2 separate regions of the Mus musculus genome follow, and region 2 is linked to region 1. Evidence: chromatin loops called from intact Hi-C (ENCODE). Cell type or tissue: heart. All regions are shown on one strand.

Region 1 (8,000 bases):
GGGCAGCAGGGAATCAGAGAGAGGAGGAAGGGAGAGACAGGAATGAAGGAAGAGAGAAAACAGAAGACTCACGGAGGGAGGGGGTGCGGCATGGAGTTAGAAATAAGAGCCGGAGGATCAGAGAGGGGTGGAGACAGGCGAGGAGAACCTATGGCTTTCTCTGCTGACAGACCTAGTCTTTTCACATGGCTTCAGCCACGTGGGGCAGTGTGAGGCACCCAGATACCTGGAAGCCAGGTGACAGAGCATCTGTGGCTCCACCTCCACAGGAGACTGAGGGAAGCCCTAAAGCCCTGTAGGCAGAGTCTCCCCTGCCACCTGCCCATCTCACTCTGCTCCTCAGCTGGCTAACTCCACAGTGGGCAAAGACAAATCCTAAATGCCAGAGTGGGGTTTGGGGCAGGGGAATGAAAGGGTTGAATAAGCCTGAAGCCTGCAGAAGCATCTGCAATGTCTCTCATGTCAGGGATCAGTTATTGAGTACCTTCTGTATGCACAGCAGTGCAACCCCAAAGCACAGACTCACAGGTATGCATTCAGTGGGGACATCAGGGTTTTAGGACCAGACCTCCACCACATGTAAGAACTGCCAGTGGGCGGCTGACACAGCCACAGTGACCTGGACAGAAAAGCATGTGTATGGTGGGAGGTGGCCCCCCAGAGTGCAGGACAGACAGCATGGGGCAGGCCCTCCTTCCCAGCAGCCAACCTTGGTGGTCTAGAGAGAAGTGGGGAACTGAATGTATGAAGAGGGACCTGGATGTAAGCAGAGTGCTGGAAGGTACCTCAAAGATAGAAGTGGGGCTGTCCCCAGAAATAGTGCCCATCATCCCTAGGCATGTCATGCTGGGGCTGCCTTATTCTTATGAGACGCTCTGCAGGAACAGATGGGGACTCTAGTTCTCAGGAAAGTTGAGTGGCTGCCCGAGTCCAATCTCACCTCTTCAAAACACCACTCCCACCCCTCTAGTGGCTTCAACTAGTCTTCTCCTAATAGCTCTGACTCAGTGGAGCCCCAGTTGGCACTGGACAGGGAATGACTCTGTGATCCATGTTATAGTCCTGTTTCCTCTCTCCCTCTAGGCAGCTGGGGTGGCATCCTGCCCAGGACTCTGCATACCCTGCCAGCAGCTCACAAGCAGTGCAACTGTGGGCCATTCACCCTTGTGTCTGCCCCAGTGCTTGATGGGAGCTGAACAGGTACAGATTGGTCAGGATGAGTTCCTTGGGTGCACCCCAGAGCCAGGTTCACTACACTACCTGCCACACCTGTGTGCACATCCCAAGCCTCTTAGGACTGACACGCTGTAGTCCTGACTCCTCCCCTAGGCTCTGGGGAGTCTCAGGAGCTTTACAAAGCCACCCTTCCCATCCTGGGGATGTCAGGAGGGCAGAGAACAGGGGGCATCTGTTTCTGGATGATCAGCTGTGTCAGCACAGAACCTCTGAGTGATCTGGTTTGTGCACTCAGCTCACCTCTCTGTTAAACGTTGGGTAGAAACAAACGCAACACGGTCAGGTACCCAGAAACCTTTCCAATACAAGACTCTTTTCTTTGGGCAGTCTCTCTGAGTAGTCATGAGCCACCCGGCTGCTCCCAGCCCCGTGGACGACTTGCAGGGACTCTTTTTTGTCCCTCTGAGGCTTAGGAGGAACCTGAATCAGAGAGTCCAAAGCCGGTCGTTGCTCCAGACCCTAGTCTAGCTTCCAGGAGGTCCAGGACAATCCAATACCCTTCCTCATCCTTCGTGGACTGGTGGCAGAGGTGGGCAAGAGAGTGTGGCTCAGAGGCCCCACACACTGGCCACTTGAGTTCAGGAAACCATGGTAGCAAGGAAACATTGCAGGAAATGCTCCAAAGCTCAAGGGACGCTAGGATAGGTTAAAGGACCCCTGATCATTCTTGCTTGAGGTTTTATCTAGGGAGGGTAACTGCCTCTTCCTCTTGAGTCTCAGTTTCCTCCTTTTAAAGTGGACTGTCTCTTGGTCTAAAAGAAAGCTCCCAGGGACAAACGGAGCACACAAGAGCTCAATAAATCCACTTTCCTACGCTATGTAAGGGGCTAAAGACCACCAGAGGTAGTAGGCTAGGCATCTAGTGAGCTTAATGCTCTACGTGTATAAAGCATCTCAGCACGTAGAGGGTACAGTTTAAGTTTCCTTTGTCATAAAATGCCAGCGTCACCGAGCTTGCGTCCCTCTACTGAGCCGGCTGCCCCACTCCACCTAGCTACCTCTCCTGTTCTATTGGGATGTCTCCCTTACCTGAGAACAGCGGGACGGACCCCGAGCACGGCTTGGAGGGCTCCCTGGAAGCTCCTGGAGGTGCGGGGAGCCGCCTGCCGCTCCGACCGCTGAGTCTCCCGGCGTCTGCGGGGGCTCCAGGGTCACTGCGTACGGATCCTCCTGCGCGCGGCGCCCGGAGCTGGGCTGAGCGCGACAGGGCGAGGAGGCCCGCGGATCAGGGGATGATGACCCATGGGTGGGCTCCGAGGGCTCGGCGGGGCTGGGGCGCTGGGCTGGCTCCGGCTCGCCGCCGGCGGCCCTGCCCTGCCCCGACAGGGGGGACTCCGGTTGAGCCAGGTGCTCGAAGGTTTGGGGACGTCCAGTACGGGGTGCCCCCGCCTGGAGCTCCGCGCTGAAGGGGAAGGGGCACGACTCCGGGGATATAGAAGCGAACCCCGGAGACTCAGGAGGACTTTTGGGGGTGACGATCGGCCTACGAACCCGCCTGGCAGCTTACGTTACCTCCTTCTCTGGACGCAAAGCGGGTGGCCGCGTGCAGGGTAGAGGGGTTTGTGCGCCGGGCCGTCCTTCCCGGCTGCCCTCAGTCGGGCAGCCGACCCTCGCGGAAAGGACCGCCGCTTGCTCCTCGCCCGACGCCGCTAGCTGCGCTCAGCGCGCAAGTGGGAGGGGGCCTCGAACGCCGCCCCGAAGCTCAGCAGCTCCAACTTCGCCTGAAGCCCACGTCGCTCCGCACTGTGCCTCCTCTCCCCAAGCGAGGAGAAGTTTCTTAGGGTGGGTTCCTCCCTCGTGCTCTCCCGGTGGCTCAAGCTCGGGCTCCAGATGCGCAACCTACGCCTACCTCGGGCCCTGGCGCGCGCTACGTCCCGAGCCCACCTGCCCAGCGCCGCCGCCTGGGCTCTGCCGCCTGCACCCCGCCCCCGCCATGAGCAGCCAATCAGCGGCGGGTCCCGCGGCCAGGTCCCGCCTCCGCCCCACCCCAGTCTAGGAGCCGCGGCAATCTGCGGCTACGCGTGCCCGGGCGCGTGGGGCTGGGGCCGCGGGGGAGGAGGGCTATCCCGAGGCTTCGGCCACGCGCACCGTGACCGGAAGACCGTAAGGCACGGGCCTGGGAGGCTGACACTGAGCACGCACTCGCCCGCAAGCCAGCCCAAACTGTGGGAACCCGCTCCTGACCTCCCAACCTCGCCCTGAGCGAACCTCCACCCCCTCCGATGCCCACCTACGTTCGCCGGGAGCCCGGTCCAGGCCGCGGCTTCCATTGCGAACGCTTGGCCTGCGGAGCACATGGGCGGCACACGTGCAGCCACGAGGGGCCCTGAATCACCTTGGGTAATGGAAGCAGCTCAGAGTGAACTCTATGGAGAGACCTCCTCTGGCTTGGTGGGACCTAGTCTTCCCGTCCCTGACAGAGCCAGAGCGTGCTATCCTAGGGAGCGCTTTGAACCAAGCCAGACATCAGGCGTTCTTGCTTCCACGGGCCACATATTTCTTAATGTTTTCTTTAATCCAAGACCCGCTACCCCCAACACATTTTTCAGTCTCATTAATGTCATTGCCTTACATGGGAAGCCTGTGTCCCAGGCCATAAATAGAAGGTTAGTATAAAACAAGCCCGAAAACAAAGCAAGGCCTCTGAACTGCAGCTGGAGCCTGCCTTTATCCAGGGAGATGTGCGGGCGAGGCTTGGAAGGGGTGGAAGTTCTTTCGCCCAAAGCAGACATTTTTCTACGGACTCCTTTAGGTGGACCAGAAAGAAGTAGGTGCTGTGTTCCCTTCAATTCCTGGTCCTGCGCATAGGGAATGTCTCCTTTGTGGGACAGCCTTCTCTGGGAGCTGTGTGTGTCATAGGCAGGAAAGCCTGGGTGAGAGCTCTGTGCTCCAGTTCTGTCGCTCACCACCCAAATGTTCCTCCCTGGACCAGTTGTGGAAGTCTCTGGTCCATGCTTGGGTTATTTTTGAATGAGCATCAATACTGCCAAGTCCATTGAGTAACAAAATCGTTAACATGGCCTTGGGCTTAAAACACAGGAAATGGGTTGCTCATCAAACATTAAAGTATCTTGACATCCTCCAGGAATACTATATGAGAGAAGATGCATCGGGATGGGGGAGGGGCCAGGAAGAGGTGGTTTGCCGGTCCCCTTGGGCCGGGGTTTAAGGCCTAAGTCTAGGCTTCAATGTAGCTAAGAGACTTGCCCAAGGTCACCAGTAGCAAACAAATGGCAAAATCCTAGTCCTGTGCCCTTTCCCAAACCAGACTTGACTTCTAGGAACTAGCTTTAGCCCGGAGAGTTTGCACTGGGCCTGACGCACAGAGCCTGTGAGCTTGGCAGCAGGAGGCAGCCAGAGCAGGGTGCCTCAGCTGGAAGGCTGCAGCTGGGAGGACTCAGGCCACCAAGCAACTTTCCACCCTCCACTTGGGAGTGTGGCAGGTGGCCAGCTCTGAGCTGGCACAGGAACCCAATCCTTGGGCTTTCAGCCAAGTCCTCCTCGATGAGTGGGTCACACCCCAGTGACCAGATCCAGATCCACATTGGGCTGGCAATGCACATGTTGTTGCCTGGCCCTGGGGACCCACCTGACCCTGCTTCAGCCTGGTTTAAAAAAAAAAAAAAAAATTAGCTCAGCTACCAGGCAGGTGCACAGAAATCTTCCACATCCAGGAACACTTCATGGAGCCCACCAACATGTACCCAAGTTCGTCCCCTTCCCTACACTCAGGTCTCTCCGGATGGACCACGTGTTGAAGCCTCCTCCTCCTTTGTACTCCCTAAGGCTCCCTCTCTTCCCTGAACCTAAAACTTCTTTTTAACACATACACACTTTAAATTTATTTATTCTTCTCTCATACAATACATTCCAAATACAGTCTCACCTCCCACCAAACCTCTCTACCCCCCTCCGCATCACTCCTCTTCCCCCCCCCCCCAATCTACTGTTCCTCCATTTCCCTTGAGAAAAGAGCAGGCTTCCCAGTGATATAACCAAGCATGACATAACAAGATGCAATAAAACTAGGCACAAACTGTCATATCCAGGTTGGGCAAGACTACCCAGTAGGAGGGAAAGTCACAAGAGCAGACATAAGTCAGAGACACCCCACTCCTATTGTTAGGGTCCCACGCTAAACAACCCCAGCATGTATGCAGAGGACCTACTGCCAACTCCTGACTTGTCACTCCAGTATCTGTGAGCCCCTATGAGTCCTGCTTAATTCATTCTGTGGGCCATGCTAAAACCTTTTCTTAAAACTCCACCCTTGCTCAAGGATTTTTCCAGAGCTCCTCATTACCTGAGATATTAAATCTAAGCCTCTCCACCTGACCCACAAGACAAATCTCATTACTCCCATGTTCCTAAAAAGAAGCAGGGTGTCACTATTGCAAGCTTTGTGTGCATGGGTCCCCACCATCACTATAACACTTTCCCAAGGTTGAACACTACACATCCTTCAAAGCACACTCCCAAAGGGTTTCACCCACACTGCTTTCTTCCAGTATTTCCGATGGTCTGAACCTCCTGGTCCTCTTAACCCCATCCCCATCAACATCTGACCTTTTCTTGAGCAGAGAGGGGGTTTGGAAGAGTCTTTAGGTTTGTTTGTTTGTTTGTTTGTTTGTTTGTTTGTTTGTTTGTTTTAAGACAGTGTCTCTCTATGAAGTCCTAGCTGGCCTAGAACTCACAGAGAGATGCCTGCCTCTGCTTCCTGAATTCTTGAACCAATGGCTGCACCACCACACCTGGTGATACCAGATTCTTTAAACCTCTGGAGTAGGTGTTAAAATAGTAGTGACTTCATGGGATTGGATTAGAATAAACCATAGAATGGTCTGCACCAGTCTGACTTCCTTATAAACTAAGTATCTTTCTACATTTTGGACACATGCCTCATCTCCAACTCACACACACACACACATACACACACACACACACACACACACACACACACACACACACACACACATGCACACACAGCTCCACAGCTAATTTAACTGTTCTGGCATTGGACAAATCCCCCAATGATCCCAGCACATAGCCAGCACAGCCAGGTTTGCTGGAGCAGCCTTTCTTAAGATGCAGAAACCTGGACCAGTTGGGCATTGCTGGAGATGAAGAATCCAGTCCCATACACCTGCCTACTGTGAGGTACCTGCCCTCCTGAGGTCTTGGATATATGTTCCAGACTGAGAACCTCTGGTCGGGCAGAACCACAATGCCTTGGAGGCCACTCAGCCCAGCCTTCTTGTTGTGCAAAGACCTTGTTTGTAGTTTAACCCAGTTCATCACCTGCTGAGAGCTAACTTCTGAGAGCAGAGCTGACTCCCAGCACAGTGCTCCTTCCCACTGAGGGCACAGTCTTCTTGCTGGACAGCCATATGGACAGCCATTCCTCCTGGCTAGGCATATGAAGCAGTTTTGAACTTGGGCAAAGGTAGATAAATTGGTGATCACAGTTCTGGGTCAGATGTCAGTACAAAGAGCAATGACTGGTGGACTGGCTGTGCAGCCTTGTAGGTCCTTCACACATTCCCAGAGTGGAGGACAAATGGCAGAGGAATGCCCTGCACCAGGAAGCAACAGGAAAGCCATGCACCCTCCCTTCTATTCCAACTGACTGCATAGTGAACCTTTCCAGCCCCCATGAGTCTCATGGTCCCTACAAACTCCAACTCATCAGGATCCCAGCAAGACAACATTGCTGTGTACCCCTTGAGTCAGCTATTTAACCTCCCTAGTCGTCACTTCCTACCCTGTATGCTGCCTGTTGCCTGTGCTACTGATCTGTAGTTCCAGAGACTTGTGGGATCTCTGCACCTGGCTTTTGCATGGAGGACTCCTGATAGGGAACAGTGTTTCCTCCCCTCTGTGCTGAGGAGCTCTGTTTATGACTTCCCTTACTTTGGGGCACACCTTTACCATCAGAACCCCAGTCACTTGTCCCTGAAACACTTGGGGACAGTGTGCATTGTTCTCCTAAGCTTGCTGTCAGAATGCCTGGTATCTGGAGTCACTGTCCACACAGATGAGGATCTGACACACACCTCATCTTGAGAGCAGAGGGTATATGTTTTTTGGAAGCATGCAGGAATAGCTGAATAAGTAGACAGCCAGCAGCTTCCTCCTCTGTCCAGCAAGCAAGGTGGACCACATGCATCTGGGCCCTATCTTGGTCTTCATGAATGAATCCCACTACACTCAATGTAGATGTTTTCCGGCCTCTCTGTAACTTCTGCACAAGGCAGAAAAAGGCCTCATCTTGAACAAAGGCAGCCCCACTTTGAGGCTCGCAGCTTTGACAGGACACAAGCCAAACCAGCATTCTGCCCCGGGTGCTGCTGTCCATGTGGCTCTTGGTGCCACCTAGCCACCTAGCCACCTAGCCAGACCCCCATAACCAGACAATGCTTATGACCTAACAATAGCCCAGCCCTAAAAACTCTGCTAGCCAGCTGAGCTGTCAGCCTGCCCCTCTTGTCTACAGACTAGGCAACCATAAGTTCTTAGTTCCAGAGAGACCGCAGTGTCTCACTTACTGGGTACCTTGGTGGCCAGCCCCAGGCTCAGCCCACCTGTAGTGTCATTACCTGTAAGCAGTGGGACAGAGGGTAGCCTTGTGCTCCCCATCACCATTTCCAGCCCTTTCTTTTATCTTTCAGAGTCAGCTCTAGCAGAAAAGGTATAAACTTGATGAGCAAACATATCTGGGTTCAAGTCCAGCCTCTGCTTCTCATCCTGCCTTGCCCTACCTAAGT
Region 2 (8,000 bases), 140 kb after region 1:
AAATGAGTTACTTACTTCTAACTTATTTTTCTGCCAGTGAAATAAGTCAACTCAAGGCAGATTAAAATATATATAAATGCAGGTTTATTGGGAAACTGCTCTAGGGTGGGCACGTTCATTGGCCCCAAGGAAGGAGGCCAAGGAAGTAGCCATGGGAAGGGAGACAGAGGGGAGAGGAAAGAGAAAGAGAGAAAACGCTAGACTCAGCAGCAAAATTGAAGCAGAGATTTTCAACGTTGCAAGTCAGATGTCAACCTCAAGAAAAGGCAAAATATTCCTAGGACTTGAGAGGCAGAGGCAATCAGATCTCTGAGTTGAGGCCAGTTTGGTCTTCAGAGGGAGTTCCAGGACAGCCAAGGCTATACAGAGATATACCCTATCTTGGAAAAAAATTAAAATAACAGAGAGAGAGAGAGAACTGGCAGCAAGTTAGCACAAAACAATATGTTGTTTTGTTTTTGTTTGTTTGTTTGTTTTGAGACAGGGTTTCTCTGTATAGCCCTGGCTATCCTGGAACTTACTCTGTAGACCAGGCTGACTTTGAACTCAGAGATCCTATAACTCTGCCTCCCAAGTGCTGAGGTTAAAGGCATGCACCTCCACGGTCCTCAAAATAATGATTTTTATAGTTCCAAATCACAAAAAATTCTTACCCTCTTTCCCCCATAAACTGACGTTCCAGAGTGTGAGTGACAGTCTCTCCTGCTCATTATCCAGCATAGTCCCCATCTGAAATCCCCTTTCTTCCTGGGGCCCCAGTTCTCTACCTTCCTTTTAGAGGGCTCGCTTGTGTAGCATACTGTAACTTTTCAACTCTATCCAAAGCAAATAGCTTCCTGTTGCTGGGGATGCGAGCTCTAGTGCCCCTGCTACTGTTACTGATTGAAGAACTGTAAATGCACACCACCCTGAAAGCCAGAACGACTGATTTCCTACACCCTGATGGGACTCACATGCCTCTATCAAAAAAGTAGCTGGACTTCAGCTCCAATAGATTTTTTTTAAAGGTGTTTTAACAGTTTATTTTGAAGTCTCTTAAAAAAACAAAGTAAAAGACAATCTGAGAAAAAAATTGCACAGATGATACTCATTAAATAAGCATGATGACTAAATCAGACAGGGATATACTCTCTCCTGAAACTCCAGAAGTGAGTTCTGTGGTCCTGATGGTTCTTAGACTTCCAGAGTGGGGAGGGGAATCGTGGCAATTAAAGCTGCTGCCTTGTAATCATGTAAGTCTACAGTAGCAACCAAATGTTTCTTTTCTTCCCAAGAAACCAATTTCAATCTTCAAACTGTGCCTTGTCTTTTAAAGATAAGATGCTGGAAACTCGATGGGATGTGGTGGTCTTCCCTTCGTGAGCACAGCAAGTCCCCGGAATAAGATAGACACAACTGTCTGGTCCAGGTAGGCACGGGTGAGCAAGGACTGTAGATCCTTCTGCTTCAATGACTTTTCTGCATTAATCTTCTCATTTTCGACTATTCTCTCAACGCTGTCTGTGAGCCTGTACTCAGAGTTGTGGGAAGCCACATACGCCATTACAAGGTGGCGCTGGCTACCGCTGGCCACCTCGCATAAGTCTGGGTAAACAACCAATGTGTACATATGCAGTAAAGTTTTTCACCAAGTCACTGCCTGGCCTGGGTATGATAATAAGGCTCTGCAAGGTACTAAGAGAGAATAACCAATCAGATGAGAGACATGCAAATGAGGTATGATAATGAGGCTCAGTGAGGTACTGAGAGAGAATAACCAATCAGATGAGGAACATGCAAATGAGGTAGAATGCATAACTAATCCGGGTGTGAGACACGCCTCTCCTAGGCCTATATAAGCAGCACCAGTTCTGGGCTCCGGGTCTTCTTGCCTACGCAGTAAATGCTCTCCCAATAAACGTGTTGCAGAAGGATCCTATTGTGGCATCTGCTTTGCTGGCGAGTCGGGCGCTCACACACAGTGAGGGTTTTCTGCAACCTGTGTCTGTCCCTCCAGCATCTGCTCTGACTCCATGGCAGACCCTGCAAACTGCAATCAACCAGATACCAGTCTTCCCCAATGCTATTGGTTCCCTAAGCGCCCTGCATGGCGCTGCCGACTCCCAGGGCGAACCGCTTCAGCTGTAAGTACAACAGATTCTTGCCAAGGTCTCACGTAGTTCAGCTGGCCTTGAGAACCCTGAAAAGCCAAGAATGGCCTTGAGTTTCTTATCTTCCAGTCTCTATCAAAGCCAGGTCTGCATCCCTAGTCCCTATTTACAATCTCTAATAAAAACATTAGAAATTAGAAATTAGAAATCTTTCATATAAGATAATAGATTGAACTAAAGAACGAAACAAGCCGGTCGGTGGTGACACCTTTATTTTTTTTTTTGTTTTCTACTTTTTGGTTTTTCGAGTTGGAAGTCAGCCTGATCTACAGGACAGTCAGGGCTACATGGAGAAACCCTGTTTTGGAAAGGAAAGGAGGGAGGAAGGAGGGAGGAGAGAGAGAGAGAAAGAGAGATTGAGAGAGAGCAAGTGCAAATGAGTATCTTCTAAAGGCTGGTAGTTTGAGGTTTGAGGCCTCTGGACTAGGCCATACCTTATGTTCTCTAGTTGGCTGTGCCCATGGGGTGTGGGTTCTGTAGGTGATGGCCTCAGTTACTAACAACTCCAGTCATCTCACCTCTTCTTTTCTGTCACCTGACATTCCCTAGAGGCCAAGGCAGCATGGGGCTTGCATCATCCTGTGATTTTGCTGTCCAGGAGGTCAGGCAGGTCATCAGGGCCAATATCCAGCAGATCAGCTGGCCTTTGTGGGGACAGGAGCCCTCAGTTTCTATCAATTCATTTACCAGTTGCACTCACTTGTTTCCCGACTGTCCCTGTGTCTATGGGGTCAAGGACAGTGACTTTTCTGTAGGTACATTCCTAGCACCCATCTCAGGATCACAGCACAGAGGGTGGGGCAGGGAACAGAGGCACATTTGTAGCTGTTGTGAACATAGATGGCAGGACTGAGAACAGAGAAGAGGTGGGACAGGTCTGCTCTCTTTGCCCACAGCCTGTAGTGCTGGGGATGGAACCAAGGGCCTTGCCTCTCCTGCTTGCAAGCAAGGCAAGCACTCCTCTTCCATACCACACCCCTAGCCTTCTGTCAGCCCAGAAGCCTTTATTTTTTTCTCCAACTATCCACATGGACAATAGATTCAGGGATGGTAACGGCAGAGTCATACATATCTAAGGTAGAGTAATCTGTCTTATGATCTCTCTATTCATCTTGTTATTATAATCACAGAGAATTCCATGATGGGTGAATGTCAGGTCAGAGTGTCAGGAATGACTTGACTGGAAGAGGTGACACAGTGAAGAACAGGTGAGATAATTCGTGGGGAAGCGTGTTCTTCAGGGCACAGCAAACATCTTGTTCAGAGGCTACAGAGTCAGACCATGGGACTCTGAGGTGTGTGTGTGTGTGTGTGTATGTGTGTGTGTGTGTGTGTGTGTGTGTGTGTGTGTGGTGTAGAAACAGCTTGTATTCTGGGTGTTTCTGGGCACAGACCCAGGAGCTTTGGCCAGGCCAGAAAGTGAGTCTTTAACTGGAGTGAGGATTTGATTTTTGTTGAGGTTTGAGGATGCTAGTTATTTTAAACATGGTCACAGTAAGTTAGATGGCTCAGCTTGTAAAAGTTCCTGCTGCCAAGCTCCAGGACTTGAGATAACCTGAATTTGATCCCTGGGATTCACACAATGGAAGGAGAGAACTGAAAACTGTCCTCTGACCTCCCTTAGCAAGCATGCACACATATATACATGTAAACAGACAAACAAATAAATGTAATTTAAAAACTAAACAAAACTCATCCAGGGGTTGAAGAGATAGCTCAGCTATGAGAAATTACCCTGTACTCCCCAGAGGGCACAGTTCCGTTCCCAGTATCTTGATCCTACATCAAGTGGCTCACAACCACCTGTTTAACTCTAGCTCCAGGAAATCAAATGCCCTCTTCAAACATGCACTACGCTCACATGCACATATCTGTACACATACACACTTAATTAAAAAATTAAAGTCGGGCGTGGTGGTGCATGCCTTTAATCCCAGCAATTGGGAAGCAGAGGCAGGTGGATTTCTGAGTTCAAGGCCAGCCTGGTCTACAGAGTGAGTTCCAGGACAGCCAGAGCAATACAGAGAAACCCTGTCTCAAAAAACCAATAAAATAAAATAAAATAAGGGACTGGAGAGATGGCTCAGAGCACTGCTTTTCCAGAGGTTCTGAGTTTAATTCCCAGCAGCCACATGGTGGCTCACAACCATCTGTAATGGGATACAATGCCCTCTTCTGGTGTGTCTGAAGACAGAACACTTATATAAATAAATATATAAATAAATTAGTATTTTTAAAAAATTAAAATAAACATGTACCAATAAAATATTTTTAAGAGCCTTCTGGCCGTGTGGAAGCCCCCATCTTGGGGAGGGCAGTGCCCAGGCTCTGGGGGGAGGGGGTACTTCTGCTCTCACCACGGAGTCCAGGAGCCTCCGTCCTTCACAGCCTTCCTCCTCTGCGCTGTGCTGACTCAGGCATGAAGTGTCACTCCTTCTCCAGTTCTACAAAGTGACACTCTTGGCAAATACTTGTAGGCAGAAGATCTGGGTCCAATTGACAGTAAGCTACCTGGAAAGAAGTATAACATGGTACCTTGGGTTCTTTTGGATGGCTTTGGTTTCCTCTCCCATCCATCAGCTCCTGGGCCTTGAGACGATTTGTCTGGTCTTAGCTTGCTGGTGTTCTTCTGGGATAGTGTGGACAGTGCCCCTTTCCCAGCAAGAGCTTCAGCTCTTCCTTCTTTGAACTTAAAGATTCTACAGCGTGATTCACAACTTGAACCGACTTGGTTCCATGTTTTCTCGTCACTTCCTGGATATAGCCAGCCATTCCCTAGCCTTTTGCATGCTTTGTTACAGCTCAGACAATGCCACTCACTTTCTTGTCCCTTATGCAGGAAAGGGTCTAGCCTCGGCCTAACAGGGTAGTACGTGTCTGTGAACCAGCTTAGGAGTTAGAAGAGAAAGGATCAAGAGTTTAGACCAGCTACACAATCATTTAAGGCTAGCTTTTGCTACATGAGATCATGTCAAAAAAACAAAAACAAAAACAAAAACAAAAAAAAAAACCAAAAAAAACAAAAAAACGCCAGAAAGTCTCTGAACTCACATGGTAGACAGAGAGAACCGATTCCTCTAAGTTCTTTTTTGACCTCACATGCTCATTTGTGGAATATGTTCACACTCTCAGATTGTGTGTGTGTGTTTGCAAGCATTTAATGTAAAATAACAACAACAACAACAACAACAACAACAATACTGTTTAAAAAATACAGGGGCAGGAGCTATAGCTCAACTGTTAAGAGCACTGACTGCTCATCAAGAGGACCAAGGTTGAATTCTAGGCACCCACATGGCATGCAGCTTACAACCATGTATAACCTAGTCCCAGAAGAACACATGCTCACTTCTGGCCTCCATGAGCACTGTATGTAAGTAGTGCACAGACGTTCATCAGGCAAAACCACCCATACACATAAAAAGAAGATTTTTTAAAAATTCAGCTTCTAGGGTGGAGAGATGACTTGAAAGTATCTTTTGCTCTTACAGAAGACCCAGCTTCAGCTCCCAGCACCCACACCAGTGGCTCACTAACAGCTGCAAAGCCAGTTCCAGGAGTTTTAATGTACACATGAACTCACAAAGACACACATGCATATACATAAATAGAAATAATACATCTTTTTTTGTTGTTGTTATTTGCTTTTTGTTTTTCAAGACAGTTTCTCTGTGTATCCTTGGCTGTACTGGACTTGCTTTGTAGACAAGGCTGGTATCAATTCACAGAGATCCACCTGCCTCTGCTTCCCTAGTGCTGGGATTGAAGGTGTGCACCACCATGCCTAGCCCAATATAATCTTTAAAAAGCCACACCTTGAAAGTTTAACCTCAGATCTTATGAACACCCTCTTCTTGTGCTTATGTAGCACTGTAGGCTATGCCAAGAGGACTCCTGCTGGCTGGAGCATGTGTGGGGCGGTGTGCCTGTGCACTGCATGTATGATGGCAGTATGCCACATGGACCAAGGCTGAGTAAGGAGGAGCCTGATAGAAGAGGAGGGCTGGAATGCATCCCTATCCTTAGCTACATTCTGTCTCCTCTAGGTCTTTGCTCTTTGACAAAGTGCAGGTGCTTGCTTTTGCTAGCTGGACCTAGAGGACAGGCTCCTACACAACAGTGACTGAGGAGGGGGTCAAGGCATGGGTGCCAGGAGGGGATAGCAGGGACAGTGGCAGTAAACTGACGAGTGAAAGGTACCAGCTCAGCACTTTACAAAGCCAGGAGCAAAGCCTTCAAGGACAGAGCAGGACTAGGGTTTCATGAATAAACACGCCCATGAAGCTGAGGCCGAGGTTGGCACGAGTGTTTCAAAGCATGTGGCCCAGTGAGTCTGGTTATCCTCGACTTCTGTCCTTTTGGGTCAGGGGGTTTGCCTCAACCAGCAGGGCTGCACAGATGGAAACTGGCCAGCTAGAGCATCTTCGATACTGGACTGAGTCTGATTACTGGTGTGCAAAAAGGGAGAAATAGGAACTGCTCAACATATTGCAAAGTATCATGTAGACACAAGCACAGAAGTGATTATCTATACACACATATGAATATCAATGCAGTCACAAAGTGGTGGTCCCAGCCTCCATGCAGCCCTGGTGGGAGCTGCCTCTTCCCAAAGCCAGGCTGAGATAGTGGTTTAGGTAGAAATCTGAGATCATAGGTTGCCTGACTCCTGATTTTTGTGTACCTCCCTTCCAAAGACTGCATCAGAGACACAAAGTTAGAAATAAAAATAGAGACCATTTATTTAAAAAAGTCAAACAGCCAGGCACGTAGTGTACACCTTTAATTCCAGGACTCAGGAGGCAGAGACAGGAGGATTTCTGAGTTTGAGGCAAACCTGGTCTACAGAGTGAGTTCCAGGACAGCCAGGGCTACACAGAGAAACCCTGTCTCAAAAAACAAACAAACAAACAAAATTTATATGTATGTGTTTTGTTTATATTATGTCTGGGTACCATGTACTCACAGAGGCCCAAAGAAAGCTCCAAATTCCCTGGAACTGGAGCTAGAGACAGTTATAAGCTACCATGTGGATGCTGGGAATTGAGCCTCCGTCCTTTGTCACATGCAACTGTGGGGATTGAGATGCAGGGTGGCTTCGGGCAGGGGCAGCGTACAGATAGGCTAATCCAGCGAGGGGAGGATAGGGCTCCAGGTGGATGGCAGTGAAGTCTGCTTGCTCACTGCTAGGTGCAGCTTTTTTTTTTTTTTTTTTTTTTTTTTCGAGATAGGGTTTCTCTGTATAGCCCTGGCTGTCCTGGAACTCACTTTGTAGACCAGGCTGGCCTTGAACTCAGAAATCCGCCTGCTTCTGCCTCCCGAGTGCTGGGATTAAAGGCCTGCGCCACCACGCCCGGCTTTTTAAAAGATTTATTTATTAATTATATGTCAGTACACTGTAGCTGTCTTCAGACACCCCAGAAGAGGGCACCAGATCTCACTACAGATGGTTGTGAGCCACCATGTGGTTACTGGAATTTGAACTCAGGACCTTCAGAAGAACAGTCAGTGCTCTTAACCACTGTGCCATCTCTCCAGCCCCCTAGGTGCAGCTTTTAAATGGGTAGGGAGTCCTAGGGAGCAGGTAGAAGCCCCAGTCAGACTCCCTGGATCTGAGTCCTTTCTCTCTCCTATTCTGCTCTGACCTCATGGCTGGTTCTTGGTAGGTTCCCATGTCTCTGGAGATGGGCTAAGTATGATCTGTCAGTCATTGTCAATCTCCATGAGGACTGGTGGAGGCAGGTCCTATATGCCACTGCTCTGTACAGTTGAAGGAACCTGTGTGTGCTAGCCATGAGCATGATGTCTTTCCAAATGCATATGTTGAAGTCCTTAGGACCTCACAGTGTG

Evidence for each region. A loop is a pair of places that touch in the nucleus more often than their neighbours do. Peaks named below come from ENCODE experiments on the same cell type or tissue, not always from the same donor. Only the 100,000 strongest peaks of a DNase experiment are listed, where the experiment ranks them.
Region 2: a loop joins it to region 1, with 6 times the contacts of the local background. A loop is called at or near these places in 30 of 42 quality-filtered maps.

Annotation. Positions count from the first base shown.
Region 1 is chr8:75,208,344-75,216,343 of GRCm38, reverse strand. It overlaps Rasd2 (RASD family, member 2), which reads right to left and starts at 2,400. Exons shown (of 3, transcript NM_029182.1): 1 at 2,266-2,400. In heart, no CTCF peak of the experiment used is centred here; DNase peaks (open chromatin) are centred at 1,093, 2,433, 3,203 and 4,693; H3K4me3 peaks cover 1,627 bases; H3K27ac peaks cover 1,014 bases; H3K27me3 peaks cover 6,759 bases.
Region 2 is chr8:75,073,155-75,081,154 of GRCm38, reverse strand. It overlaps the pseudogene Gm2059. Among named protein-coding and RNA genes, the nearest start is that of Hmox1, 16 kb to the left of the region's middle. In heart, no CTCF peak of the experiment used is centred here; no DNase peak of the experiment used is centred here.